Regions from separate parts of the Homo sapiens genome. Here region 1 is linked to region 2. A link is an interaction called in ENCODE POLR2A ChIA-PET data of the cell type or tissue named here. Cell type or tissue: PC-3. All regions are shown on one strand. Each heading gives the region's core, and the rest is flanking DNA. Links, peaks and the distances in the headings are about the cores only. Region 1 overlaps CHN2 (chimerin 2). Region 2 has its middle 34 kb from the start of PRR15.

The links. ChIA-PET counts read pairs that join two places held together with the same protein. Peaks named below come from ENCODE experiments on the same cell type or tissue, not always from the same donor. Only the 100,000 strongest peaks of a DNase experiment are listed, where the experiment ranks them.
Region 1: POLR2A ChIA-PET joins it to region 2 with 5 read pairs; 3 of 35 experiments call an interaction of 5 or more read pairs at or near these places.

The regions. Positions count from the first base shown.
Region 1 is chr7:29,443,331-29,459,455 of GRCh38, forward strand. All of the region lies in intron 6 of CHN2 (chimerin 2), which reads left to right. Among named protein-coding and RNA genes, the nearest start is that of PRR15-DT, 110 kb to the right of the region's middle. In PC-3, for the core only: no CTCF peak of the experiment used is centred there; a DNase peak (open chromatin) is centred at 6,761; H3K27ac peaks cover 1,354 bases.
Region 2 is chr7:29,589,599-29,605,723 of GRCh38, forward strand. No RefSeq gene overlaps it. Among named protein-coding and RNA genes, the nearest start is that of PRR15, 34 kb to the left of the region's middle. In PC-3, for the core only: no CTCF peak of the experiment used is centred there; no DNase peak of the experiment used is centred there; H3K27ac peaks cover 14 bases.

The DNA of each region.
Region 1 (16,125 bases), core at 2,655-10,654, 150 kb before region 2:
TGGTCAACAGCAGATCACATATATGACAGCATAGCCTAGGTACATAGTAGGCTCTGCCATCTAGGTTTGTGTAAGTACACTAGGTTTGTGTCAGTACATCTGATGATGTTCGCACAATGACAGAATCACCTAATGATGCATTTCTCAGAACGTATCTCTGTCATTAAGCAATACATGACTATGTGTGTGTGTGTATATATACACACAGGCACACATCTGTCATCATAGGTTCTACTCTTCTGTGTTTACAAACAACCTCAATGTCTCAGTGCCTTACATGGCAATAAAGATTTATTTCTCACATGCTTTTCATGGGTTGGCTGCATCTCTTTTTTGTGTTATCATCATTCCAGGACCTAGGCCAAAGGAGCAGCCCTTATCTGAGACGTGCTGGCCTCAGGAAAGAGGAGGGGGTGAGAGAGAGATGGCAGGGGGGTGAGAGAGATGGCAGAGGTGTGAGACAAAGGCTCTCCCTGCTCCCACTCAGTATTGACTAATGTTCCCTCCACTCACATTTTATTACCCAAAGCAGGTCATATGGTCAAGCCTAATAAGAACTAGACAAGAACTTGTTAGAACAAGAATTCAGGAAAAGGCAGGAAATACTTGAGGAAGTGTCTACCATTATATTATGGTTCCCACATAAGGCTTCTCTAAGTTTTGCTTTATCTAAGATACTCACCCATGGTTTTGCTTATAGAGCAACTTTCCAAGCTTCCAGTAGTTTAGAATTGTGAAAGAAATTACCATTATAAATTTTATTTATGCTGATGGAAAAAGTAATATAGTCTTTGAAACTTGAGTCCCTGTAACAAACAAATAAATGGATTAACAGTGTAAATATTGGAAGTCTATATATGCATACCTTTTTTATATTTCAGAATAAAAAATTCTATTTAACCCTTTGTAACTAACACCGGAAAATCCTATTTCCCACTCATTTCAGTTATCTATGGCTGCATAACAAATTACCCCAAAATGTAGTGACTTTAAACACCAAGAAGCATTTGCCGATGATTCTGCACGTTGGCCAGGGCTTTCAGAGATGGCTCATCTCTGTTCCACATGGTTTTGTCTGGGGCATTTCATCTGGGCCCAAGGAATATCAATGACCTCACTCACCTACTTGGCACCTGAGCTATTGTAGCTGAAATGGCTGGAGGCTGGCTGGGCCTGCCTCCCTTCAGAGTCTGTCATCCTCAGTGCCTCATTCTCTCTCTCCACGTGACTTCTGTTTCCAGCAGCAGTTCAACTTCTCTACAAAATGACTCAAGGCCTCTGCAGGCCTAAGCTCTGAAGTTTTATAACATCTTTTCTGCCATATCTTTTTGGCTAATGCCAATCACAGGACTGGTCCAGATTCAAAGACAAAGAAACTAGATTCCACCTCTCAATGGGAGGAGTGGCTTGCATATCCAGAGATGAGAGGAATTTTTAGTAGCCATCTATGCAGACAACTTACCACACTACTCTTGGACAGTTTGCCCACCCTCAACCTTGAACCAAATAGGATATATGGTACCAGATCTGCCTCATACATTTTGGGGGTTGTTAGTTTCTAGCAGGCATTCGATGGTTTGGATACCTTTGAAGACACTTTAGGAGGATTACAAGAAAGGGGAAGAATCTTGAATAGAAGAAAAGAGAGGTTTATTCTGGATCTGAAGCCTAGAGATCTGAGCAGAATGAAGAGATAGAGACAGAGGCTACGCAAAATTCTCTCCCATTTTAGTCTGTTGGTCCCAGCTGGTATGTTTGGTTAGTCATTCTCCTCCACGCTTTCTTCTGGAACAGAAAGTTAGTGTCAATTCTGGAGAAATCCCACCAGTACATGTAAGTAGACTAGTGTGGAGCCCAGACCCACAGAATAAGTAAGAGTCCCAGCTAGATTCTTATTGGGAACACTGAGAACCCTACCTCCTAGCCAGACTTAAGGGAACAAATACCCCAAACAGGCCTATCTCATCCCAAACTCATGTCTCCTGTTAATGGAGGGAGTCTCTGAACTCAGTTAATACATTTTCATTGCCAGACTCTGGGAAATCATGAAATGAATTCATCTGGCCACCAAAAATGTGTTGGTACATGTAGATTTTTTATTACCATGATTTGCATAAATTATGCAAAATCCAGCTCTGTATTATGTCCTTAAAGCATAATAGTACTCTTAATCAGCTGTAGCCAATTAAGCAGTAAATGATTAGCATAATAAATCCTGCACTGTTGTGAGAGCCGTCAGTAAAACTGGTCTGCAAAAGGACCGTTTTTTCTTTTTTAAGTTTAGATGTTTAACCCATTATTGTTTTTGTTGCCATTTGTAATCACTGCTATAATCAACTCAGGTTTGCTTTTTGTTGGGGGTTCTTGTTTTTTTTTCTTGTTAAATATTTACTGTTACCAAACAGTAAATATTTATTGAGTCCCAAGGAGCTAGAGTAAATTTGATGAAATTCTATAGCATTTTCTAACAAATTAAATAAATCGATCATCAAATGGGTGAGATCAGATTCAGTTTAGTCATCATGGTAGTACCAAAGGCAAAGAAATTTAGGTCTCCAATTACGGAATTCCAAGCTTGCAAGGGCCCCCGAGATTCTTGCCTTACTGTGGAGCCGGAAGTGGCTACTCGTGCAGCTCTCTTGAAAGGCGAACATCTAGCTCAATGGTTCTCAGCCTTGGAGGCACATGAGCATCATCTGGGAGCTTCTAAAAACCCTGATGCCAAGGCTATACCCCAGACCAATTACATCAGAAACTCTGGGTAGGGAACAGAAACAATAGTAGTTTTTACAGCTGTCCAGGTGATTTCAGTGTACACCCAAGTGTTGATAAAAGACTACACATTAGTGTACACTGCTCGGGTTACAGGTGCACCAAAATCTCAGAAGTCACCACTAAAGTATTTATCCATGTAACTAAACACCACCTGTTCTCCAGAAAACTATTGAAATTTAAAAAACAAACAAAAGAACAGCAAAAAAGAATCACCTTTTTAGACTAACTCCTGCCAAGATAGAGCAGTAGGGACCTAAGATTGCCCTGCCTTAGGTCCCTACTATATGCCTTAGATCCCTATGTGTATCTATATCTCAAAAGTGTTTCAGAAACTGGACATCAGACAACAAAACAGTGATCCCTGAGAGTCTGAAACAAATGAGGTTAGCTCTGCGATTGCCCCAGCTGACTGCCCTGAGAGAATGTCCAGGCAGATGCAGGGAGGGAGAACTCAGGCAGGGCCCAGGGGACTTTCTGAGTTGCTGTGGGTCCAGCAGCTAGAGTTCACACGACCCGGTAAGGAAGATGAGAGAGCTGCCCAAAGAGAGAAATGGAGATCTGGGTTACTGTTAGGGGTCTCCCTGGAGTATTCAGCAGATATCAGTGCAGCAAATTCAGCCGTATTAGTGCATGCATGTAACAAAACTAGCGAGGCTAGGAAAAGAACCACACAAAGGATTAGAGGAAACAGTGTTGACATTCATACTGGGTCAGAAATAGTGGTTTTCTCCACCAGCTGGAGTGGAAAGTCTTATCATTCATGGGGCCTTGGGAGAGTACTCAGGATGCCTCCATCTCAGGAGTGGGCCACACTTAGCCCTATCTGAGCCCAGCTCCAGATCCGCCCGGCAGATCACAAAAGCAAGACACAAAAGGGTCAAACTGTTTCCAAGTAACTTTAACTGCATCCAAAAGCGAAGTTGAAGAACATTTATGGGAATACAAACATACCCAGCGCCTGGCAAGGTAAAATTCAGAATGTCAGTCAACTAATGAAAAATTACAGATGGGGGAAGAGGCAGAAAAACATCATCTATGAGGGGACTAGTCAATCCAGAACTAACAGAGATGCTACAATGAGCAGACAAGGGTGCTTAAATGGGCGTTATAACTGTATTGCTTATGGTCAAAAAGTTATGTTGAGACATGGACCATATAAAAAAAGATCCAAATCAAACCTTTAGAAATGAAAATTCTAACGCCTAAGATGTAAAGTACACTGCATGTGACTCACAGCAGACTAGAAATTGCAGAAGAAAAGATTAGAGAGATTAAAGACAGAAATAGAAACTATCCAGGAATTTTTTTAAAAACAAAAACATCATCAGTGAGCTGTGGGACAACTTCAGACAGTCTGATATATGTCTAACTGGAGTCCCCACACAGATGAGAGAGAAAGGGAGGACACAAAAATATATGAAGAAATAATGGCCTCAAATTTTCTAAATTTGATGAAAGCTGTAAACCCAGAGATCCAAGAATCTTAGCAAGTCCCAGGCACTAAAATCTATACCCAGCACATCATAATCAGGTACCTCAAAACCAGTGGTAGGAGGGAGGGGTTTCAAAGGAGCACAAGGACAGTTTTTGGTGAGAGGGATATGTTAATTTTCTTGAATGTGGTGGTAGTTTTCCAGGTATATAGATAACATGATATGTGATATGAGTGACAAGTGAAAACATTTCAAGTTGTGCACTTAAAATATGTGCTGTTTATTGTATGTCAGTCATAACCCCAATAAAACTGATCTATTAACAAACAGTAACAACCCTGGGTGCATATTAGAATCACTGGGAGAACTTTGCAAAAAAATAGAAATTTCCGTCTTCAAAGGTTCTGGTTTAGATAGTCTGGGATGAGGCCCAAGCATCCGTATTTTTAAGAGCTTGGCAATTCTATTTGGCAAGTTTGTTTGAAAATCACTGGAAAAAGGAAACTGCAGAAACCTTCCCCATTTACATGAGCTGGTGGTTAATGACCTTTATTCTGACTAAGCAGTTTTATATTTCAGGGATATGGCCCTTTGAGGTACAGTGTTAATTTCCAAGTTCTGAGTTTTCTGTATCTAGTCTTTCCACTTATAGGTACGCAATACCTTATTTTATTAAAGAATGGGATTTTGATACCTCTTTCCTTATTTTTGAAACTTTCTGGGTTTTTTTTTTCTTTTAGAACATTAATAGCTTCTTGATATTCCCAGAACTTCACAACATCATGCTCAAAGTGGGTCCATTGATTTCTTAGTCGTTGGAAATGATCTTGACCTAGTCATCTGAAGACTTCTAAACTCCACTTGAAGAAACACACAGCAGCTTTCTCCTAATTCTTTCTTTAGTTTTTACTTTTAGTTTATACATCCCAGCATGTCACTTCCCTGCTTAAAGTCATTCTTCACCAGCTACCCCACCCCAAGCTTTTAGATGTGACCCAGTCTCCTAATACATCCTGTAAGATCCCGCCTCATAGATCACTACCCACTTCCCTTACTTTCTTCTTTCTAGCCATAATGAATTTTCATTTCTGTAATAGATCACCCTGTAACTCACCTCCAAGTCTTTGCAAATTCTATTCCCTTTGCCTGAAATATTCTCCTGGGCTTTTTCTCACTGTTTGGCTATCTCCTTCTCATCCTTAAGGTCTCAGAGGAGTCATCACTTGTTTTGGGGAGTTGGGGAAGGCTTTGTGCCCCAGAGCACACTATATCTCCCCCACCTTAGCAGTTATTGCTCTGTATTATAATTGTTTGTTAGCTTCTGTTATCCCCAACCAGACTGTAAACTCCTTGAGAACAGAAACCAGTCCTGGCATCCAGTACAGGGCATGGTCCATACTAAATGTGTGCGGAATTTAATTCACTGTAAAAAATGGTGCTACCTCGCCCTTCATCAAACCCAGCATTTCTGATTTACAAGTTACCAAGTCAGCTCATGGACATTACTGCTCAAATTCAGCCATAGGAGCTTCATACTGCAAGAGAGACTTGATAACTTTGCAGCATTAAGTTATTTGCCGGCAAGTTAAACTTAGCAGAATAAACCCAGAGTGAAGTGTTTCCTTATTATTTCACACAAGGGAAAAAGCAGAACAACTTAGGAATTGCAGGAAAAATGGGAGGCTCTAAATAATTAAGGTGTGTTGGAATTAAGGTGAGTGTCTGAAAAAAAATAATCTATGTGTCAGGAAACCTGGTTTGAAGCGGTAATAATGGAAAGCAAATCTGAAGTTGTCCTTAAATCAATAGAAATCATTCAGATTCTTATGGTGGGAGACTAATAAGTCAGAATCCGTCCTGCAGGCCCAGAACAGAGGTAAATAGGCATCATTTTGTAAATAAAGTATTATTGGAATACAGCCACATCCATTCATTGAAATATAAAATATGGGAAAGTTCGTACTACAATGACAGAGTTGAGTGGTCCAGACAGGACAGAGACTATATGGGCTACAAATCGTAAAGTATTTACTGTTGGTACTTTACAGTTGCTGATCCTTGAGCTAGGAAATGAATAAGATTATTTGCATTCATTCAGAATCATTTATGGAGTTCTGTAGTATGTTGAGCACAGTGCCTGGCTTATAGTTAACTCAAATAAATGTGGGCTGTGATTGACATTATAGTGGTTGGGCATTGATGAACAGACACTGGGCTCAGGTAAAGGCCCTGCTACAGAAGGCAGGGGTACAGATGTTCAAGGCATGTGAAGTAATTTAGGCCAAGGCCAAGCCCAAAGAGCAAAGACAAACTGAGCTGGGTGGTAACTTGGTGTTTACTCTGTTCTAAAGCAAACCACTCTTGGAGAATGTTTTTATCACTTTCTTTTCTCTATTTCCAGAGAAAACGATCACAGGCCAAGCTTAATTTGTGGTTAGTCAGTATTTCACTCTGAGTTCCGTGAAGTGGCTTCCAGGATCTTCCCTAGGGGATGTGGTACAGGTTTAAGAAATTCAGGGTGTGTATTTCACATCAATTGAAGAATCTCTTGAAGGCAAACAGAAAGGTTAGTTTCTTCTGTTTGCAGTGCACACTTTTGTTTGCATGTGAGCATGAATCATCAGTCTCCTCACTAAGCATAATCCAAGCAGACGAAGCTCAAATTAACACTAAAGGAAGGTAGCAAGAATGAGTTTGTTTTTAAGGATTTTGTGGTAGGCAGAATAATGGCCTCCAAAGATATCAGATCCTAATCCCTAGAGCCAATAACTGTGACCTTACCTTGGCAAAAAGGTTTATGCAGATGTGATTACATTAAGAATCTTGAGATGAAGAAGAATCTTGGATAATCTTTGTGGACCCTAAATACCAGCACCCGTCTCTTTTTAAGGGAGAGGCAGAAGGAGATTTCACAGACAGTCACAGAGGAGAAGTCCGGGGGAAGTGGAGCAGAGAAGGATTTGAAGATCCTGGGGTGGTGCAGCCACAAGGCCAGGCATGCAGGAAGCCCACAGAAGCTGGAGGAGGCCTGGAACAGATTCTCTCCTAGCTCCAGAGGGAGCACAGCCCTCGATTGCAGCCCCAAAAATTCTTTTCACACCTCTGGCCTCCAGAACTGTATGAGAATAAGTTTGCCTTGTTTTAAGCCACCAAACTTGTAGTAATTTGTTATAGCAGCCACAGAAAACTAATACAGATGTATTCATCAGATGAATGGTAGGTACATTACTTCATTACTTCTTTTTTTTTTTTGAGATGGAGTCTTGCCCTGTTGGCAGGCTGGTGTGCGGTGGTGTAATCTTGGCTCACTGCAACCTCCGCCTCCCAGGTTCAAGCAATTCTCTGCCTCAGCCTCCCGAGTAGCTGGGATTACAGGCCCCCACCATCACGCCCGGCTAATTTTTTTATTTTTAGTAGAGATAGGGTTTCACCATCTTGGCCAGGCTGATCTTGAACTCCTGACCTCGTGATCTACCCACCTCGGCCTCCCAAAGTGCTGGGATTATAGGCGTGAGCCATCACACCCGGCCTCATTACTTCTTATACCATAATAAATAAGAAAGAGAGAGAAACAACAACGCACCCCCACCACCACCACATTAACTTCTGCTTTAGCCACACAAGTAAGAACAGATGGTAAATAATACAAGTTACTGGACTGGGGTTGGAAGAGATTTTTGTCTATTATGATGCTGAGAACAGTGCCCAGAACATGTAACATGCTCAGAAAAGAGCAACTCAATACATAAATGATATCAAGGCAGGTAAAGTTCCGTGTGAATTGTCAGCTTGTAATGGCATTAGGACCCTGGATGGATACTGTGATTAAGCGTGGTGCACAGACAGCTGCCTGTTTGAGAGCCATTTGTTACCAGTCCATGGCGAAATGGGTACAGAAGTACAGAGGTCTTCAGAAACTACTTCTTACTGCTTTCTTTTAATCCACTGATTGAAAAAAATGACATAGTTGATAAAGAGCTGTTGTAAATTCAACAATGTTTTTAAAATAAATTTGTAATTAATTACAAATTTATTAATTAATCACAATATATTACGTTTTAAAATGGTCATATACGCGAAGAAGAGAGAAATAATTTTAGGAAGCTGTATTTATTCCAAATGTAGAGAATTCTCCAACCACATATAATAATCATGAGCCCCTGAGAGTCCATGACCTGGAGGTTCAAAGCTACAAGCCAATCCCACCAAGGAAACTAGGGTGTGAAGGCACTCTGTGATTAGCCCCCCGTCTTACAATTTAGTTAGCATCCGAGACAGGCCCAAACCCAGAGCTTGTGTCTTCTGAATCCCATTCCAGTGCTTTTTTAGTAGCCACTGATGTGACATCTCATGGACCTCCTAGAGGTGGTCTCCTAGGCAACCTGGTGCATGCCCATAGGCCTAAATCAGGCTAAAGAAGGAAGGTCATCATGACCGCCACACCACCCGTGGAGGACAGCAGGGTCCTTAGGGTCCTGGGCAGGTTGCACGTGTGTGTGGCCTTGCACTGAGACAGGCCACACTTGATTTAATGCCCTGCTGTTGCCTTCTTGAAGTTCTTAATAATTTTCAAAAGAGAACATGCAGTTTTATTTTGCATAGACCCCTACAAATTATATAGTTGGGACTGTGCAAGCAAGGCCGTTTGGATCCAACTTCATTTTATTTCTAGTTTGCTTCTGCTGTCATTCTGGAGACACAGCCTTCATTATTGCACCTCAGGATCTGACAGACCATCATCTCCTGGGTGAGGACACAATATCGCCAGGCTGGGCCTCGGGTGAAGGAAGGGAAGGGTCTAGAGCGCAAAAGTTAAGGAGGCCCTTACTCTTGGGGGTGTGTGAAGGCAGAGCCGGCACCTGAGAGGGAGTACCCCTTAAAAATTGCAGCTCACTTTCCTCACCCAAGTCTCATCCTGTAGTACACCTGCAGTATGCCTGTAATGTTCCTGCAGACACCTGCAGTACAGTATTCTCCTGCTTCCTTTGCCTCTGCGTGCCTCTGTGGTCACTGAATTTTCATCAGCCAGATCAGGTGGCACACAGAAACCTACCCCATTGACTTGTTCTTAGATTTTTCTAAAAGTGTTCTTTATTTGCTCAGTCTCTGTTAAGGAAGAATTACATTTCCCCATTCTCTGCAAGACTCGCCATGGTTGGCTGGTGCATGCTCTACTGTGTAAGTGTAATTTGATATAAAGCTGAATTGTCAATAGCATGAAACATTTTATAGGAAGAGTGAAAGAGTAGATGGTGGTCTCATTCATTCTGTCCCGGAGAGCAAGAGCAGTGTGGCATGGTAGCAAGTGAGGAGAAATCAGAGAAGCTCAGTTCTCATCCCGACTCCACTGCTTCTTCCCTGTGGGACCTCATGCAGTGCTTGTGCTTCCTCAGCCTGACTTTCCTTACCTATAAAAATAAAACTGTCTCTTTCACATGACTTTTGAGGGTCTAACAAATTTATATTTCTTAATGTGCTTTGCAGACTATAAAATGCTAGCTGGTTGTTGACACTGATTCTTCAGCTTTTTGGGGGGAATTGTTTTGCATGATGAGTTCATTCTAAGTTGCCACCTGCTATCTGCCAATGGATAAATTCCACAGCATCTCACAATATGAGTTAGACCTTGGAACAGGCTTTACTGAGGAAAAGAAACTGACGTCAGGGTCAGCCAGATAAGATAGAAGGGCCTGCTGAGGCCGCTGCACTCTGCTGGTTGGATTTGTGGTCCAGGGAGGAACATACCCTCCCCAGTCCCACTCCCACCCCCATAATCTCCTTTTTTGTAGGGCAAGTGGGAGAGCACTTTTGTTAGTGGGGAGATAATGAAACTACTTTGGCACCAGGCAGCCTGGATTTGAGTGTCAGCTGTTTACAGAAATTGTCTGGGAAGGCAAGTGCACAGCACCTGGGGACCTTGGGACTAAAGTTGTTACCCTGGAGGAGGACACCACTTGTCCCATGGGAAGAGGAGCCTCTCCAGCTCTGAGAGAGAGTTAGGACGCCCCCCCACGCCATAGCATTTCAACCTGATAATTCAGGGTGAACATCTGGGCTCATTTTCAGACAATCCTGCTTGTACCAAAGAAGCATCATTAAATTCTGGAAGCAGGGACCACTCATACTACCCCCAACATTGAAACCTAACTAGGTCATTCCAGGGTTTATTAGTGGGTGGTTTGGATTTGATAGAGAGATCAAGGCCTACCCAGGCTAAATCTAAATCCATCCACTAATGAGCTATAATAAGAGGATTCCATTTTAAAAGATTCACTCGGGTCCTTTGGACTAAAACGCTGTCACAGTTGATTCCTCTAGTCAGCTTTGTACCTGCTTTTCTGTGATTGATGTGGAAACCTTGTGCATCCTAAAATGCTGCCCTTACTCATCCTTTCATCCTGACTTGTAGTCTCCCACCTTCCGTCACGGCCCGAAATCTCCACCTCATATAAATGGCCCAGTGGGTGCCAACTCTAGTGGTGGGGACAGGGTAGGTGGACTCCACAGCAGTAGACAAATCATAATTGCATAATGTAAATTTTGCACAAAATGCTCTGAGAGCTTAATGGTGCCACAACCAATTTTATTAGGACACTTCAAAACAAAGATGACATTTGAACTGGATCATAAAGGATAAGTAGAATATTTTAGGGCAAAGAAAGGGGAGAAGGGCATGCTAGGTACAGGGGAGCAGAGATGTGGGACTTCAGCTGAGATAATATGTGTGAAGTGTTTAGAGCAGTGTGTGGCACATACTAGGTGCTCAATAAATGTTAGTAGTGCTAGTCATTATTGCTGTTACATATCAGGGAATTTCAAATACCCAGTATGGCTACAATACCAGGAGGGAAGGTCTGGAAATAAAACTGGAGATGGAGTTTGAGATTTTTTGTATGTGAAGGGCCCTGAATAGTATGTTAAAAGAGTTAGGTTTTGTATTTGCATCTCATTTTAGCCAACTAATCCACAATCATGAGTGTCCCAGTGAGGATGGGCCAGGTTAGGCTGCAGTAACAACCCCCAGATGTCAGTGGCAAAGCATCAAACATTTATTTCTTACCCATGTGACATGCCCAGTGCAGAATGACTGTGATCTTTGCCCAGTGCCCTCCTCTTTCTGTGACCCTGCTGCTTCTGCCCAAAAATGACACCTATCACTATTTCCATTTCATTGGCCAAAAAAAGCCACGTGGCCATCCTAACTTCAGATGGAACAAGGAAGTGCAGTCCTACCATGGCTACGTGACTACGTGCATTTGTCAAAACTCACAGAAACGCATGCTTAAAATGAGTGAATTTTACTGTATCTAAAGTATGTGTCAACAGTTCTGACTTTTTAAAAAACACCTTAGTGCATTTTTTAACTAGACTGCTTTTAAAAATTATTAAAATTATATTGTAAACAACCCCTTAAAATATGATTTGATTTCTAAAAATCAATTTTATGGATCCTTTTAGAGGCATCATAACCTGTGGCATGCTGCTAGTGCTGCTGACATTCAACAGCCAGGAATGTCTTCCCTTCAGGGCAGGGGTAGGCAGGTGAGCAATCCTGTTCTCCCACCATGGCTGATTCCAGGCTACGGATGTAATGTTACTGAGTTAGCTGAGAAGAAATGCACACATTTTGAGCCAATTCCAGCACACCACTAAAAATGTACTATGGGTTGACAATATAATAAGCAGCAAGGTAATGACTGTCCTCATGGTGTTCCAAGATTGCCTCGTACAATTCCCTAGTTTGCTGGTGATGCGGGATTAGTAATCATAATAAGAGTGTCAATCAGATGCTACAGCTTTGAAAAATAATCCAATAGAATGGTACATTTAAAGCTAGATGAGGCCTGAGAGATCAGCTAGTCGCGGCACAGTTGAGGACACCCTGAAAGGTAACAGATGTGCCCAGAGTCACCCAGCTGCCACCCAGGTGGCAGAACTGGAACCAGAACCCCGGTTTCCTGACTTCCTATTTAGTGTCTTTGTGTGGCTTTCCCCACCACTGCAGGAACTGTGGGATTCCAGTTTTTGAATGGGTACCATTGTTCCTAGCCCATTTTCAGATATCCATCTTACAAGTATTATTTTTAAAAGGTCAAAACATTCAGCTAAGCCATGCCTGTGGTGAACAAGTGGCAGGCACCAGAGGTTGGGGAGGGGTGTCATGGGCTATTTGATAGCTATTGGATTCAAACAATGCATTTCTCCCTGGAGAGAACAGAGGATAACCTGACACCTTGTCTGAGGACCGTGGTTTACCCCCAGCCCGCGTGGGAACCTGTTTTCATGGGCTCCTCTGGCCGTGTGGTGGCCCAGCCTTTCGCAGCCCCACTCCTCAGCTCACCCTGCATTAAGAACAACAACAGCAGCCATGTGCTCAGAGCAAGACCACTAAGCATTTTCCAATCTCAACTAAACTTTGGAGTAGCCAAGAAGAGTCCTTGGGGGAATGAGTTCATTCTGCAGGTCTGAGGGTGGAGTCAAAACCAATAATAATAATAACTCTATCATAATATTGACTGTTTGGGGGCCAAGCCAGACTTGTCCCTAAATATGTCTCAGACTTCTTTCTCAGTCTGACAAATGCTTGCCCTTCCTTCAAGGCTCATCTCAATGCCACTTCTTTGAAGATGTTTCTGACCTTGACCTTGGAGTACCTCCCATCTGCTCCTCTGAACGTATTGCTTCTTTCACCCTGCCCCTGGAACACTTTGAACCTGCCTTTACTACAGCCTGTTTCACAGAGGGTTTTGTGATTATTTGTTCAGATGTCTATCTCCTCAACTAGACCAAATGTTTGCTTCTTGAAGTGAGGTTTGCTCTGTGTGTTAGACGTCATTAGCTGCCTTCATGTGGCCTGGCCCAGCCCATGGTGAAGAAAGAGAGAGGGGGACAGAAGAAGAACCATTCTGGATCGAGAGCAAATTCTCTGGGAAAGTGAAGTTCCCCTGTGCCCATTCATGCTCCATAAATGACTGTATGAGCTCCAGGGTTTAAGTCTCAAGCTCACAATGCATGAATGTCCCCAAGGCATACTCGTTCAAAATGCAGATTCCTGCCCCTGCCACCACCCGCCCCCTCCCCCCCACCACCACCACCAACACCCCTCTTCTCGCCATTCTGATGTCTAGATCTGAGGTGGGGCCCAGAAGTCTGTGTTTTCACCGGCACTCCAGGTGATATTCTGATTCAGGTGATCTGAGGACACTTTTGAGAAGCACTGGTCTCCGACTAGGAGGGTTCTAGGAATGCAGGCATTTAGGGCACAGGGAGCGTGCAGACTCAGGCCCTGGTGGCTGCCTCCTGGGCTGGGGAGGGCACGCTGCAGCCTGCACTTTGTCTCCAGAAAGCACCAGGAGCTGGAAGATCCTGGGGATATTGCCCTTCATCTTCCCCATCTGCAGCCCAGAATCCTTCTCAACTCATTCAGGCCACAGTCACACAGAGGCACACTGGTATGCCTCTTTTTCCAGAATATTCTGGACAAATATTCAGCTTATTAAGGATGCACCTCCTGAATATTTTTAATGCTAGTCATTCTGAGCTGTGGAATAGACATGCAGGGAGCTAGCACGGGCGATGGCCTGCAGCTCGGGAACGTGAGGCCCCCAACAAAGTGACCACAACCAGTGCCACCATCAGAGCAGGTCCTGGATGACCTCAGGCTTCCTTCAGGCTGTACCTCCTCTGCTGGCCTCAGCAGTGACAGCACCATGTCCTTTAGTCAAGCCACACACATCCTTGAAGCTGCCACATTCTCTGCACAGAGAGTCACGTCTGTGCTCCCGCTGAGTGATAATAGGGTCGTGACCTCCTTGGAAAGGGAGACCATGTTCCTTGCATTGTCATCAGCCCCCAGGCCGTCTCAGAGCTCCCCGTGCCTCTGCAAGCCCCATTTGATGAATCTGAGAACGAGATTCTGGAAACGGTCTGAGTGCTGAGCAGTACCTGTCACACTCACTCACATAACAAAGTATGTTTGTTTCCCAGAAGACAGTCATTGTATATTCCTACTCATTAAGTTACTATAATTATACCCACATGGGGTATAATTGATTTTAATTTCACTCTGAGGTTGCTCCAGGTTTCAACAGCAAGTCTCTGGCCTTGGAGAACTCTCTCCCTTTATTTAGCATTTAAATGAGTATCAGGAGGGAAACGCAAGAAGTAATTATGAGGAGAAACCGAGTGTTGAAAGGGGCAGCTTTGAAGTGCTTAAACGTCCTGACATGGCAGTGCGCGCTTCCATTTCAGTGCGTGGGAAGTCAGCTGGATCACTGGGGAACAAGATGCCCTGACGTTGATGAATTGTGCAGCTGTACTGGGGACCAAATCTCTCACTCAGTGCTGGAGTGATTTTACTGCCATGCTTACCCATGACTCAGTGGCCTCTGTTTATGAATTAGCACATATTTTTAAGTTCTTACATGTTACTGTCTCTGAAATTTACAAATAAATCATAGTAATACTACAGTTTCAATTCCCCACTCTTTTTAAAAACAGCTTTCATGCATTATAGTCATAAATCCTTGTTAACTTTTTAACTCCATGCCCCTGTTATTGTATGTCACAAAAGACAGTGTTATAGTTTTTCATTCCTGCTTAATTTAAAACTTTCCCAATGGAATGCAGATACAGTGAGCTGTTTTCATAGGTGTGGTTAGGGAGATATGTTGTATAATTGAAGCCTAGGTCCCTATTTTCAGATGGGACAGATTCTAAAACTAGTGGGATATGCTGACTCCATTTGAATCTCTGAACTATGAGACAAGTTATACAACTAGATCATTGGTTTCCTAAGGGAATGAGACAGTAGCTGTTTGTATAAGGAGCATAGCTGTGCACACACACACACACACACACACACACACACACACACACACCCCATGCATTACAAATAGATGTAGAATTCTAATGTTAGCTGCCCTACCTCTGTTCTCCAATATTATATAATTATCTGTTTATGTGTCTCACCCCTGCCCCCAACTTTTTACTTCTCAAGGGCAAATGTATTCCCGGTGCCTGGAGTTAATGTGTGTGGAACATTTGAAGATGGAAAGTGGTCCTAGCTAAGTCCTCACTTTAGAAGTGAGGAAAGTGAGGGCCCAAATATATCAGATTACTTGGCCAAGGTTGCAGCAGTCAAGACACCAAGTGTGTATGTAATAAGCATATGACTGTTCGATCAAACTAAAGTATTATCCAAACGTCCTCTATCAAGCGTCTTAGTTTCCCACATTCTCTTGGCTATGTAAAAGCGTGCTTTAGTAGAGCAGACCCACCAAAGAAGATACCACATTTGGCTTTGGCCTTTCCCTTTACCTATCTCATCTGCAAAGTCCTTTCTGTAATGATCCCATGGTGTGATGGAATATCAGAATTCAGGAGCGGACAGATGCAATGCCCAGAAGATGAAATTCAACCAGTTAAGAACTCTGTTGCCTTGAATTTGACAGTGATCCTTTCACAAAGAAGTTTCCCTGGTTTTGAATTAAGTTACACTAAACTAGCAGGGACCAGTTCCTGGTTCCCTTTTATGTAGTTTCAGATTTTCTCGGGAATCCTTTGGTATTCTGTGCTATGCAGTACACCTCGCCAGGAACGCGGTGGGTCAGGGGTCAGATTCTCCCGCTCGGAAGGCTATGAAAGGCTCAAGTTCACACGGTTTAACTTTTTAAAGTTCTCATGTGTCTTTCCAAAGACTTGTAGGATTTTGGAAAAACTGTCATGTTTCTTCCCTCCTGTGTTTTCATCCTTACTTCTTTCTCCTTTGCCACTAATTCTCTTTCTCTCACTATTCCTCCCTGTCCTTTGTTTTCCCCATGTCATTTGGAATTTTCCTTTTACTGTTGAAAGGTGGATGCAGCCCTGGAGGAATCAGGGTAAGGTCATGCCGGCTGGGCCTTCTCCCTAGTTCGGA
Region 2 (16,125 bases), core at 4,422-12,421:
CATTTTTGATCATTTTTTCAGAGAGGATTTTTAAGCCTTCTTAAAGAATCTCCCATTTTGTGATCTTCCATTATTTTTGTAAATATTTTAAATTTTAATATGATAAAAATCCCTTGTAGTGTACAGTTCTATGAGTTTGGACAAATTCATAGACTGGTATAACAATCACCCCAATCAGGAGACCAGATGATCCCCTCTCTCCAAAAATTTCTTCCAAGTGGTCCCTTTTAATCAAATCCTCCCCCACCTGTAAGTCTTAGTAACCACTGATCCACTGATATTACTTTTATCCCTATAGGGTTCTTTCCTGCAGAATGCCATATAAATGAAATCCTACAATCTGTAGCATTTTGAGCCTTGTTTCTTTCACTTATGATAATGCATTGATTAGCATAATCCATCAGTTTTGTCAAGAGTATCACTAGTTTCTTCCTTTTTGTTGTTGAGTAATATTTCATTTAATGGATGTACCACTGCTTGTTTATCCATCTGCCCAGTGAGCAATATTTGGGTTGTTTCCAGGTGTTTGCAATTATGAATGGTGCTGCTACAATTTCTTGAATACCCGTTTTTGGTGAACCTAAATTTTCATTTCTCTATGGTAAATATGTAGGACAAGGGTATGTTTAAATTTATTTAAAAATGCCAAACTATTTTCCAGAGTGGCATTACTATATTGTGTTTCCACCACTAATGTATGAGAGGTCTTTGCCAGTACTCGATATTGTCAGTTTTGTTTTTGTATTAACCATTTTAAGAGATACATAAAAGTATCTCAGTGTGACTTTAATTCACATTTCCATAGTGATTAATAATGTTGAGCATCTTTTTGTGTGCTTACTTACTATCCATATGTCTTCCTTGGTAAAGTGTCTAAGTCTTTTGTCCATTGTTTTAGAGTTTGTTTTCTTGCTGAATTTTCAAAGTTCCTTATATAGTCTAGGTATTCTTTTGTCAGAAGAACGATTTGCAGATATTTTCTCCCAGTCTTTAGCTTGCGTTTTGTTTTCTTCACAGTGTCTTTTATGGAGCAAAGGTTTTTAATTTTGTGAATTCCAATTTAGCATTTTTTAAATGTATTAGACTTTAGATGTCATGTCTAAAAACTCTTTGCAAAACTCAGGATTTTGAAGATGTTCTCTTACATTTTCTTCCAACAGTTTTTAAATGTTATATTGTATCCTTAGATCTACGCACTATTTTAAGTTAATTTTTGTATATAGTAAAAAGTATAGATTAATTTTTTATATGTATATTCAGTTGTTTTATCACCATTTGTTGAAAAACCTGTGCTTCCTCCATTGAATTATCTTCGCACCTTTGTCAAAAAATAAATTGGACACATTTGTATAGGTCTACTTCTAGACTCAATTCTGTGTCTATCATTTTGCAAATGCCACACTATCTTGATCACTGTGACTTTATCATAAGTCTTAAGTTAGGCAGTATGAATCTCCCAGCTTCATTTTTCTTTTTCAAATTATTTTGTCTATTCTAGTTTCTTTGACTTTCCATAAAAATTTTAGAATCATTTTGTCAATAAATAAAGAGAATTCTGCTGGGATTTTTATTGGGATTGTAATAAAGTTATCAATTTGGGGAGAATTAACATTTTAACAATGTTTGGTCTTCTATTGCATGAGTACAATATATTTCTCATGTAGTTCTTCGAGTTTATTCAACGGTATTCCAACATGCAGATTCTGTAAGTATTCTGTGATATTTATACCTAAGTATTTTATTTTTGGAGTTATTATAAATGGTACTTTTTATTTCAACCTCCAATTTTTCATTAATAGTATATAGAAATGTGATTTATTTTTTAATATTGATCTTGTAGCCTGTGACTTTGTTGAATTCACTTATTAGCTCTAGGAGATTTTTTTTCTTTGGTGCGTTACTTGAACTTTCCATGTAGAAAACCATATTGTCTGCAAATAGTGACAGTTATATTACTTCCTTTCTTATCTGTATATCTTCTATTTCTTTTCCTTGCCTTATTGAACTGACTAGGACTTCTTGTATTCTCTTAAATAGGAGTGATGAAAATCTTATTCTAATCTTGAAACTTGTTCCAATCTTAAAGCAAAAATGTTCAATCTTCACCATTGTATATGATTTAGCTGTAAGTTTAATAGGTGCCTTTTATCACATTAAGAAAGTTCCCTTCTGTTCCTAGTTTTTCAAAAGTTTTCAACATAAGTGCATATTGAATTTGTCAAATGATTTTTCTGCATCTATTGATATGATCATGTGGTTTTTTTCAGTGTAGCCCACATTGACTAATTTTTGAATGCTGAACAAACCTTGCATTCTTGGAATAAACCCCATTTGCTCATGCTCACCTCTTTCTAATCTCCTTCCAGTCATACTCCCAAAGCCCCTTTGAGAAATACTGACCTATTCCAACTCCTTTCTTTTACAGACAGTGACCTGAAAGGGTAATGATTTGCCCAGGGTCAAGTAGTTAGTAGCACAGCTGTATTAGAATCCAGAATCCTGACATTGTCCTACAAGATCAGATAAGAAGAGGTATTGAGAGAAAACAGATCTTTGAGATCTTGTCTTTGGAGAGAAGTCTGCTCAGAAATTTAAGGAGCAGTATAGTGTAGTCTATAAGAGCAGGAAATCTAGAGCCAGATTACCTGGTCTCAAATCCTGGCTGTGAGACTTTGATCAAGTTATTAAGTCCCTTAAGTTTTGGTTTCCTCACGAATAAACTCTGGGTATACTTAATCATCCAATGGCCACCTAACACTCAGCACATCAAAACTAAATGCTCTATTTTTCCTCACCCTCAAACCTGTTCCTCTTCCTCTGCTCCAAATTTCATTAAATGCCAATTTCTTCTCCCCAGGAACCCAAGCCAAATATCTTTTTCCCTCCATCTTCCTCACCCCACATTTGATTAATATCAAGTCCTAGCAAGTCTACATCCTAAAAGTCACTTGAATCAAATCATTTGTTATCCATTTCCATGGTGTCTCCTCTAGTGTAAGATTATCCTTTTGTTTTTGTTTTCTGCCAAATGACTCTAAGTTTACTAACTTACTTTTTTGCCACCAATCTTGCCCCCTCCCAGCCTTTATGTGCATGGTAGCAGTGTGTAATCTTTCTAAGCTCTATATCTGACCATGACACTATGATCTCTGATCCCAAGTTTCAGCTCCTCACATGTGACTTTCATGAGCAGCCCCAACTTTCCTCCCAAGCTTGTGTCTCATTATTCTCATGTTTGCACTCTCTGTTCCTACCACATTGAAAAGTTTTCAGTCCTTTAAAAATGCCACACTATTTCTACCTTCTAGATGTTTCTTCATGCTCACTCCTCTTCTGAGAATACTCTTGCCCTTTGTATGGCCAACTCATCCTTTTAGCTCTATTTTGATATCCATTCATCCAGGAAGCCTTTTGTAATACACACCTTGTCCTTCTGCCCCAGTAAGAGCTGGACATCATCCCAACATGCTTTTACAGCACCCTATACTTCTCTCATCACTGCCTCATTACATTACATAACTGTCGATTTGTCTACACTTCACCACTAGTCTGAAGCTCCACAAGGTCGGGGACCATGTCCCACCTCCTCACTGTTGTATCTCAGGTGCCCAGCACATCTGAGCACATAATGGTTGCCTAACAAATGTTAGTTATTATCATCATGATTATCATCACCATCATTGTAATTGAATACATTCATGGTTTACATAAAATGCTAAGCATGATATCTAGTTGACAGCAATAAATAGTTTTTATTATTTAATATTCTTCCTCATTTTCTTCATCAAAATTTATATTTCTGAGCATGTAATCAAACTCAAAGTGAAATGCAGCTACTTCTCTTTGATAACTTATCATCATAACATAACAAGTAAAAAAAGCAAAAATATAATATATTTACCATCCACATGTATACATGAACTTCTGAATGATATTTTCTTCCCAGATTATCTGATGCTTACCTTGAGGAGAAAAAAAAAAGTGAAGGGAAGTTACTCTTGTACTCAGTTGACTCAGTATAGTAAAGGTCAAAGATTACCATATGTATTTAAAAATTTCTTTCTGTGAGCAAATCATTTAACTTCAACCACACCTTAACAATCTCAAGAACAGATACATTCTTAGTTGATGAATAGCTTGCAATAGGGATCCTTATCTTTTCTAATTCTCTAACTTACATTTGAACACAGCATTAAATGGCAAAGGTCTCATTTTAAGACTAGCTCTCTCTTCTTTAGAAAAGCAAGTTAATTATAATTGAGTTTTAAGATAATGCAAGATCACACTAAGTGACTTTTGATTTAAAATCTTAACTTTCTGAGACAGAAAAAATCAGCCAAATTGTTTAGCAAAATCTTACTTTCTTTAGACTAGTTCTAGAAATATACTTTAGACAAATAATTTTCTTTCTTTGGGGGATTAAAACCTGGAAGGAGATATTAATTTTCCTTCTGTTTAGGTAGATCTAAGGAGGGATTGTAGATTTTGGGTTCACAGTGAACTCCATAGGTCAGCAAACTAAATGACAAAAATAAGTTATAAGGAGCACTATTTCTATACAAAATGTATTTATTTTATTTTGTAAGAAAAGAATAACGTGTTGAATATTAAGGAAATTTTTATTTTACTTGATTCCAAGAAGCAAGATTATGCAGATGTGGGGTCTTGTTCTTCCACACCTGGCATCCTAAATGGTTAAAATATTTTTATTGTAAAATCATAACTTCTATATTTCAAGACTCCCAGGAAACATTACTTATTAAATCCATAATATTTATAGGAATGCCCCTAAATTAACAAACTGTAAGAAAAATCTGAATGTACAAAACAGATCACTTAGGGACAGAAATTATTTTTTATTACCAAAACACTCTTTAACTCAAAAAAGATTCACCAAAAATAGTCTTAGATTTGGAATTATCATAGCGTTTACAGGTGCAGAGGATAAATGATGGAAAAGGCTCCAAAATGAGGATAATGAGGCCCCAAATTGTAGATCAATGTATAAGTAAACAAAAATGCTTTACCATTATAATGTAAGCTAATGGGAAAATATGATTTGCTTTGTCAAACATTGATTTATATAGGAAATGGTATAAAATCTAATGAAAGGAATTACATAATTCTTTATATAGCAGATTATGTGTCTAGAAGATTTTGCCCTCTCCAAAAAACAAAATTTAGTCAGGACAGAATATAACAGATATGAAATGACTTTAGCTAAGTTGGAACACAGAAATATCACAAAGTTAATTAAGCTAATAGCTTATTTTCATCTTTTATCATTAAAGTGTTGGCCTGTCGTTGGTGGCTCACGCCTGTGATCCCAGCACTCTGGGAGGCTGGGGCAGATGGATCACCTGAGGTCAGGAGTTCGAGACCAGCCTGACCAACATGGTGAAACCCCGTCTATGCTAAAAACGCAAAAACTAGATGGGCGTGGTGGCGGGCGCCTTTAATCCCAGCTACTCCGGAGGCTGAGGCAGGAGAATCGCCTGAACTCAGGAGGCGGAGGTTGCAATGAGCTGAGATCCGCCATCATACTCCAGCCTGGGCCACAAGAGCAAAACTCCGTCTCGGGGGAGGGAGAAAAAAAAAAAGGTGTTGAATGGCTTATACAAATTGCAAAAAGAATAAAATCAATATTTAGGCACCAAGGGCAAAAATTATCATAGTAAGCTATTTAATAAATACTTTCTGATATCTTTTGCTTGAATATTACTGAAAGGGAAAATAAAAGGCTATAACCACCAGGACAGGCAAACAGGGAGAGGCCAGGGGTAGCTGCTTGACAGGGAGGGAGTTTTCAATGATCTCTAAAACCAATTCTAGGATAAATCCAAAAAATACGATGTCAATTAACTCAGACTGTCACACACAATTCCTCATATAGCTGATAAAATAAAACTTAGCTCTATATCTTTGAGTTACATAAAAAAATTTCTCTTTGGTGCTGATCTTTCTCTTTTTTAAAAAATGTCGAGCATATTAAAGACTATAATTTCACAGGATATCAAACTATTCATCTACTTTGAGTACCAAATTATTATCGAACTCAGCGCACCCACATATCTTGGTGTTGCTTAAGGATAGGGACCTTGTCTTTTTTGTGAAGTGCCTAAACCATAATAGGGGCTCAATGATATTCACTGAATGCATGAATTAACAGATTATCAATACCTAAGATGTCTAAGGATGACGTGGAGAAAAACTAACATATTCTTCAGCCAAACAGTACTGGATGAGACTATTGCCAAATCCAATAAGATGTGTATTATATTGTTTTAGAAATTTTGCATGGTCTACAGCATATTAGAAGTCTTCTGAATGTCAAGAGGACCTGGGAAAATCCCAAGATTATCCCAAGTAGTCCAGGTAGAAGCATAGAATCTAGAATTTTTTCACCTGAAATGGACTCTAAAGAATAATTTGGCATAAAGAAAATGTAGCATGTGTGTATATACGTGTGTGTGTGTGTGTGTGTGTGTGTGTGTGTACACCATGGAATACTACTCAGCCATGAGAAAGAAAAAATAATGTCTTTTGCAACAACTTGGATGGAACTGGAGGCCATAATCCTAAGTGAAATAACTAAGGACTGGAAAACCAAATACCTCATGTTCTCACTTATAAGTGGGAGCTAAGCTATGGGTATGCAAAGGCAGACAGAGTGATAGATACACTGAAGACTCAGAAGTGGGGAGGATGAGAGGGAGTTAGGGATTTAAAAAAAATCACCTGTTGGGTATACTACATACTGTTTGGGTGATGAGTACACTAAAAGCCCAAACTTCACCACTATACAACTTATCCATCTAATAAAAAACCACTTGTACCCCTAAAGCTATTGAAATAAAAATATTTTTTTAAAATTATACTCTATCCAACCTCAACCTTTACAGATAAGAATATCCAGGCCTACTTGAGTCATTTGCCTAGTAACAGTTAATTAACATCATAGATGAAAATGATACCGTTTCCCAGTCAAGGGTTCTTTAGACAACACATGCTGCTTTTTATAAAATAATGGAATTATGAAGATGATCAAATAAGAAATGACAACTTTGTATTATTTTTTATTGCTTCTTCATAGTTGATTTCTATCCCAGATTCAAGACATGTTGATACTGTGGAGTTGGGCAAACATGGAGAATAGGAAGATGCCAGAAAGCTGCTGGAACTGCTACAACAAGATTACATGAAACTAACAAGTGTCTTGTTCCACCCTCACATGGTAGCAGGGAAGGGAGTAGGTTTGGGAGGATTCATGTTTGGCCTCCCTAGCAAAGGTAGCATTAGTCTTTCAGAGGGTCTGACTCAGTCAGTTTGAGTTGGTGTTTAATGGTATTGCTAAGTTGCTTAAAGGTACGTGACCGAGGAGATTTGGACAGGACATGATGTTCAAAAGTCCATTTATTAACTAGATAACAAACTCTTAGACAGATTTCTGGAGTGAAAATGTTGCTTGGAATGTAGTCGTATTCCAAGTAAATATTTTGCAGTAACATTCACAAACTATTCTAGCCTACATACTCCCACTCTTCCAAGAATTAGTTAAGTAACATTTTTCATGTTGATGCAATCAAATTATTACTGTTCAAAAATATTGCTAGTGAAGAAAAGATCAATTATAGGAACTTTAAGCTCTAATGAAGAAAAATGCACTTGATATTGAATGATAATAGCTTTCTCCAGGTATCATTTATCACTGAATAATATAGAATTAAGTTTTCAGGGCCTCAGTGAATTAGATAAGGCATTGCACAAATACACACACATATATGTATACACACTCATACTATACATATAAACATACAGTTGGTTCTTGTTAGTCACAGTAGTTATGTTTTTTAAAGTCACCACTTTACTGAATTACTAATTCACTGATTCACTTAATAGTAAATACTGAACCATTGCTCCCAGGGGAAATAGAGGTTAGGTTCCTGTGTGCCTCTTTTTTTTTTTTTTTTTTTTTAAGATGGAGTCCCATTCTGTTACCCAGGCTGGAGTGCAATGGCGCAATCTTGGCTCACTGCAACCTCCGCTTCCTGGGTTCAAGCAATTCTCCCTGCCTCGGCCTCCCCAGTAGCTGGGATTATAGGTGCCCGCCACCATGCTCATCTAATTTTTGTATTTTTTAGTAGAGGGGGTTTCGCCATGTTGGCCAGGCTGGTCTTGAACTCCTGACCTCAGGTGATCCACCTGCCTTGGCCTCTCAAAGTGCTGGGATTACAGGCATAAGCCACAGCACCCAGCCCCGATGTGCCTCTTGTCACAACGTTTGTCAACTGAACAGTACATAACTTTGTTTTATGTGTGTTTCTGTTTAAAGTCACCATACTTAATATGTATTATTGATTCATTAACATTGAACTCATGGCCAACAGCACTAACTATAACACATGCTTGAATGAAGCTTATCTAACATGGATTTTCTCTGTAGGGTATATCATAACCTTCTTGTTCTTAGGAATGCTAGCTGGCACTTCAGCACTATGCTTGGGGGCCATTTGAAACAGCAAAATACTACAAAAAGCACAAAATGGGAGTAACATGGCACTAAATAGCAGAAAAGGACACTTGTTTATAGTATGAGAGCTGAAACAAGAAGGCATAACCTTGCCTGGGAACCTATGTGCCCGTGAGGTGATTTGAATTTTTCACTACTCTGCATATGGCTGTGACTACCAAAGTATCCTAAGTATGGAATTGGAATAAATTTTAATAAGTCAGTAAATTTGCAAATATGGACTCCATGAATAAGGAGGATTGACTGAACACAAGTACTATATGTATACATATATGCATATATGCATTCATGTGGCATTTCTCTGATGACCAAATAAGTTTGGGCCAGTGTTGTTGGCAGTTGTGACTGTTTGCAGCCACAGTGTCATTTCTAAAACGTAACAAGAGCACGTTATCCCTACCTAACAGGTTGAACATTTAGATACCCCTGCATGCTTTGGGTGGTTAGACAGCTGTAAAGTGTCCATTCTTCTTACTTGCAGATTCTTAGAACTGCACCTTTTCTTGAGCCCCTCAAAGCCCCTATTTCTTTTCGATATGGTTGAAATGAGAAAATGCTAAGCTTCATTTTCTAAAGTAGAAGGAAATAAAAAACTCCAAACCTCCTCTACCTTTCTGGCGTCGGGAAGAATGTGAGCCTACAGTCCTGCCCTTCTCAGCAGCTGGCGGTGGCTTTCCGTGTCACTTGGCGTGAATCCATGGGAAGAGGGAGGGGCATGTAGACTTTAGATTGACTTATTGCCTAGCTCTGCTGATTTTCTGCGTGATCTTCATCTGTAAAATGAGAATAATAATGCTTACCTCACAGTGTTGTGCAAAGTAAAAAGGTTTATTAAGCGCTTTGTATTTCATTCTGATTATCATTAATAAGGACAATAATAATCATACACATCCTCATATCAAATTCATCCCCAAAAGGGATTCAAGGGCAATCTAAAAAAAATAAACACCTCCCACAGTTACACTAGATGCTGGTATGTTGATTTGAAAATACAGCCTGGCTGCCTTCTCTGTAGACCCTTTTTGATGTGCTTGGTCCATTAGCAGGACAAATAGCACTCTCTTCAAGCATGGTTGTGTGCTAATCACTCCAGGCTGTCAAAGCCATCAGCAGTTTCAGGAGCACTGATTGCCCACCCTCTGCAGAGCTCTGGTGTTCAAGGTCCACATAAATTGCTCTATAGAAAAGCTGATCTTAGCTTAAGGTCAAGGGAAGGAGGGCTCGGTGCTTGTCTAGGCCCCTTCTCTCTGTCTTCACTTTTTTTTGCATTCATATCACTGCCTCCTCGCTATTGATTCCTTATCAGCCATTGCTAAAGCACAAAGAATAGAACATTTTGAGGCTGAGAAGTTGTGATAGGAAGAGGAGGTTGCCTGAAAAAAGGCAGAAATCAGAACAATATATATAATAGACACATGCTAGCTTATATTAAATATTCCAACATGTGGAGATACATTGAGACAGAGAGCCAGTCATTTGCTATAAATACTTATCAGAAAATAAAAGAAGATTAAAAGTACTCGAAGTCATACAGTCCTATAGAGAAATAAGAAGGATCCACAAACAAAATCAGCAGCAGCGTTGCATGATGATGAACTTGCTATCACTTGAGATGATCAGGAAATGCCAGGTGACAACTTGTCATGTATGCAGCAGTGAGGGTTGGTTCATTCCCTCATTGAATCACTCATCAGTCACAGAGCATCTGTGGGGGTAGCAGTCCCCATAGAAGCACTGTGGTCTTTGCTCTTGAGAAGCTCACCTTTGGAAGGATTATTTAGATGACTTCTGGTATCTTCCATGTCAGGGATTCTATAATTCTGTAGCTCTACATTCAGGACTGACACTTAGTGGGTATGCACTGGTATGATTTTATTGGCTGCTAAAATGCTAAGATATTTCCATACTGGTTGGTAAACAGCCAGTGTGAACCCCGCCACATCCCCTTATTCCCCAGGATCCAGCAACTAGAGAGACAGTATCTGCCCCAAAAGGGGTCTCGAGGACCTGCCTTTATCTTAACATTCAGAGCCCTTCCAGTTAATTGGCTCCTATGTTTACCAACTGCTAAATAGTTTTAATATCACTGTCTCCACATCCATATCTCTCACACTTGTTAGACTTTGTGAAAGATCCCCACCAATTTAACCCATCTACTTCTGCGCTGTTTTGGAAAGGAATTCAATGAAAACAATGGAGTGTTTTGTATAAACAAATAGGAATGGGAACAATTGTGCATATATCCAAGTACTCTAACAATAGAGGATTAGATGATTCTTACATGAAACACTACACATATGTCTCAAAAATCTACATATAGGCATATGATAGACCCCAAATGTCACTGACAAAAATTTTACTACCTCCCATTATTGAGTGAACTACAGCATCTACAACAAACTAAACATTAACATATCAATCAAAAGCAAAAGTTTCAATCAGAAACTACAGTCACCTCAAGATAGAATGATGCTCACAAAGAATGCTCGCCCAATTTGCTGGAATCCCAAGGATCAGTGAGGAGTGAAGATGGGAATAGAAACTGGACTGCAGGGAGCCAACAGTTTGCAAAAAGGCCGGCCAGCCGCCAGGGAGAGGCAGTGTCCATGACAGTCTCATGCTTTCCTTTTCTGCACTTGAAGCCCCATGCAAGCTCCAATCTTCAGTCATGTTTACTACATCAGCAGCCATGCTTAGCGATCCCTGGGGACTTAGGAAGGGGCTGGGGAGAGAGATGTTCAGCTGCAAGACCACCGAAGGTAACCAACTGGAAGCTGGAGCAGCTGAGCAAAGTAAGAGCAGCTGGGAAATAACTGGAAGTGCTTATGAAGATGGTATGAGGTGAGGGCTGGAGCACTTGAGTTGGACTTGAAAGGCTGGAAAATGTGGGGAAATCTGGGTTGCCCTAAAAATAAGTCCAATTTTATTTATAAACACCAAATTGTAATAAACCTTAATTTATTTAGGAGGTTACCTGTTGCACATAACTGAAGTCTTACATAACAAAGAAAATCCTTGCAACTACACATTTTCCACAAGTACAAAAACTCAAATCAAGATAAACAAAACCATAATTTATCAGATCGCCTATTAATCAACATTTGGGTTGTTTCTAATTTTCTACATTACGAAGATCACTGCAATTGCCATAGTAATATACACTTCTATCTAGTTTTTGAGACTGTTTTGCCATGTCCTCACCAACAGAAGGAATCATAAGATGTTTTAAAGCTTTTATAACTTACAAATGAAAATAATGATTTTTCTTATTTAATTTGCAGTTCTTCAATATTAATACATTTGGACTTGTAGGACATTTTTTGGTTCAAATTCTATGAGTTCCTGATTCATGTTATTTGCCCATGTTTCTTGTGGGTATATTTATATTACTAAAAACTTGGAAATAACCTATATGTTTAATCAACTTCATACAACTCAAAACTTGATTTTGTTTTTCTTGGTCAGTGGCCATCAGAGGACCCTCATGGTCCAGCGGTGCAGTGTGGACCATATTTGGGCTTTATGTGGATGACTAGTTGCCTCCTTCTACTCGCCCCATTATTTTACATGGTTCCACCCATACTTAAGGGGCCACTGGGATGAGAAACCTTTGGTCCTGAGCACCAGAGCTCTTGCAGAACAGAACAGTACAAGTTCGAGGTCAGCCATAACTATAAAACTAGAGCATTTTGTGCTTTCTGATAATATAAGTAAATAGGCTTTGTAGTAGTTTTGGAAAAATATTAAAATTAATGAATAAAGTTTTGAAATTACCTATAATTTCATCACCCAAATTTAATCTCCCATTAATATATTTGTGCATTTTCTTCCAGGCATTTTTTCTATGCCTTTTTAAAAAACAAAACCAGCATGATATATGACATGTAATTTTATATTCTGTTTTTCTTTCTTTTTTTATTATACTTTAAGTTCCGTAGTACATGTACAGAACATGCAAGTTTGTTACATAGGTATACACGTGCCATGGTGGTTTGCTGCACCCATCAACCCATCATCTACATTAGGTATTTCTCCTAATGCTATCCCTCCCCTAGCCCCCAACCCCAACAGGCTCTTTCAGTTATCATATAGTGAATCTTTCCATCATTAAAGATTCTTTGAAAATATAATTTATAATGACTACATAATATTTTATTGTATGAAATTGATTAAACATATAGGTTATTTCCAAGTTCTTAGTGGTATAAATATACCCACAAGAAACATGGGCAGATAACATGAATGAGGAGCTCATAGAATTTGAATCATAAATGTCCTACAAGAGCAACTGTATTAATATTGAAGAACTGCAAATTAAACAAGAAAATCATTATTTTCACTTGTAAGTTACAAAATCTTTAAAACATTTGATGATTCCTCATGTTGGTGAGGACATGGAAAAACAGTCTCAAAAACTAGATAGAAGTGTATATTAATATGGCAATTGCAGTATTGTTTCTAATATAGAAAATTAGAAACAACCCAAATGTCCATTAATAGGGAACCTGATAAACTATGGTAAACTAATACAAAGGAATATTATGGAGTCTTTAGAAACAATTAGATAGAATATCCACATTCTAACATGGAAAGATGTCCAGAATATACTGATATATTATAAAGTTAAAAATTAAAAGGATAATACAGATACTTTGTACTGTACACATATACTCCATTTAATATGGGGGACTGATTAGTTCCTGGAAATGTGGCTCTGGCTGAGTAAGCTGCTTATACAAGTTGTTATAGCCCTGCCTTGAAGGAGCTGCAGTTTTTACATTCTACATGAGCAGTTGCTTTTTCCTGCTCCTTAAATTCCATGAAATCATGGCATGATTTCAGCTACAGCTTATATAATTATAGGTCCATCCTTCTAGGCTAACGTGTTGTTTATGATGCTCTTCATAATGTCAAAGAATTTCCACAATCACTAATTGTCTGTTAATCTCTATCTTCTGTTTCCCCTACCATTTACATTAAAGTACCTTGAATGTTCATAACATTTCCAACATCAGGCACGATTCTCATCTATTTCTTTGGGCCAGGTGCAGCACAATCACCCATAAACCCTTTGCTAGTCAATAGAAAGGTACACTTTCTGCCAGAATTTAAAAGTAATTAAAGAAAGAGAAGTCACAGGAATGTAAATTACATATCTTATGGAACAATTCTGATAGACCTATGGAGATTTCACTGGCTGAAAGCAGTTGCAGTAGGGAGCACAAACCCTCATTGGCCAAGAGTGAACAATTGAACCTGCTCTGTTGATCTCCTTGGCTGAGAGTGTAGAGCAGTACAGAGTTTGGGGGAAATATATCATGGTATACTGAAATGGATTTATATGTATTTAGGAATATATTTGAGAGGCAAATAGTGTCATTTTGAATCATTAAGGAAGATTAAATATGTTTCTAAAATCCCATTTTTGGAAAAAACTACTATAAAAATTCTTATAATAATGTCAATATATGCAAGGAAAACTATTTGGAGAAAATTATACCAATCAATTAATAATAGCTATATCTTGAATATGATAATATAATTTTGCTTTTTACATTTTATATTGATGCACTATTTGAATGCTTTTTGTTTGTTTGTTTTTGAGACAGGGTGTCTCTTTGTTGCCCAGGCTGGAGTACAGTGGCATAATCATAGCTCACTGCAGCCTGGAACTCCTGGGCTCAAGTGATCCTCCTGCTTCAGCCTCCCAAGTAGCTAGAACTACAGGTGTGTGCCGCCATGTTTCACTAAGTTAAAAAAAAAATTTGTAGAGACAGGATCTTGCTACATTACTCAAGCTGGTCTTGGACTCCTGGACCCAAGCAATCTTCCCACCTTGGCCTCCCAAAGCACTGGGATTACAGGCGTGAACCACCATGCAGGGCCCTATTTGAATGTTTTATAGTGAGCATGATTACTTCTGAAAGCATACAAAAAAAGAAATAATGATTTTTAAAACATTTTCATAAACAACTATACACAAATCATTGTGCCTGTTTCTGATGATTTCGCCGTGACAGACTCCTAAGAGTATGATTTTGTATGCAGAAATATGCAATCTTTAAGTCTCCTGATATATTGTGCTGTGTAGTTTTTCAGGATGTTGGCCAATTTATGCTTCCATAAGCAGTTATTCACTCATTTCTTTATTCATGAACCCAACAAATATTAGTTTGTTGTCTGATGTGCCTGCTACTCTGCCTAGAGCTGGAGTTACCATGGTAAGCAATCCAGACATGGTATCTGCCCTCATAGGGTATATACGTATTAATCAAATGGATGTGTAATTTTTAAAAACTGTGATAAATGCTATGAAGGAAAGTAAGAGGTGCTATGAGAGCCCACTGATGGAGTAGATGGAGAACAGGAGTGGAAAGCATCCCAAGGGCACTCCCGGGGTTGGAACACAAGGCACACACACACAGTGGCTTGGGGTGAGAGGCCGATCATATAAACACAGAAAACATGAAGGAGAAGGTATAGTGAAGTAGAAAGGTACAAAATGGTGTGTCTCAATAGAGACGGTGTCAAAAACATCATTTCAAATGGAATTAATGATTCAAAAAACTATGGATTAAATAATATTGCTAAAACTACTATAATTTTTAAATGTTAATTTTTATATTAAAAACAAAATATAGTTTATATAGAAAAACAACCATAAAGAATAAAGAAGTCTAAATAACAGAAAGCATAAAAAAGAAATAAAACTAATCATACTAATTGCAAGAATAAGTATAAATGGATTAAAGTCTGAGAGTTAAATAACAAAGACTTTTAAAATGCAATCACAGTTACTGCTTATAAGAGGCTTGAAACAAAATGAAACAGAAGAAAGCAAAGCAAAATTTTTTAGAGAACAAAGTTAACTACATGGAGGAGGTTATATTAATTCTAAACAAGATCTAATTCAAGTAAAAAAAATATGAAGTAGGGTCATATTAACATTATTAAATTATATTATATTATAGAAAAATATGCCCCTGTATCCAAGAATCTTTATCTATATATACTTTATCTGTATCTTTATACAGTACCAACATGTATAAAGCCAAATAGTTCATATGCATGAGAAATCAGAGGATGACTATTATGGAGGTTATTTCACTATATCACTTTCCATATCTGACAGTTTACTAGACAAATAAAAAAAGGTTATTGAGTATTTCAATAATCTAGTAGATGTATAGAATTTTCTATCCTATCAAAGTCCCTACCCTACAAAGAGAGAATATACTATTCATTCAACTATTTATGAGACATTACAAAAATTGTGGTAACAGTGAGACTTCTATGAGTCCATAAGAAAAATTCTTAAAATTTTCATAAAGCAGAAAGCATACAGTCTACATTCTCTAATACTAGAAAATTATAAATAAAGAAATAAATTTTAAATTTGAAAAGCTATTCTTGGAAATTGACAAAAATCTCTTACATAACAAGTGTCAAAAAGAAAGCAAAAATCACAATTAAGGATGGCAAAGAGAACTCTATATTCTGTTATTCCTACTTTTTGGTGGGGGTAGGGCTGTTTGAGTCATTGATTTCCCAACCAAAATGCTTGTAGGAATTTTTAAAAATTTATCCTTGTATTA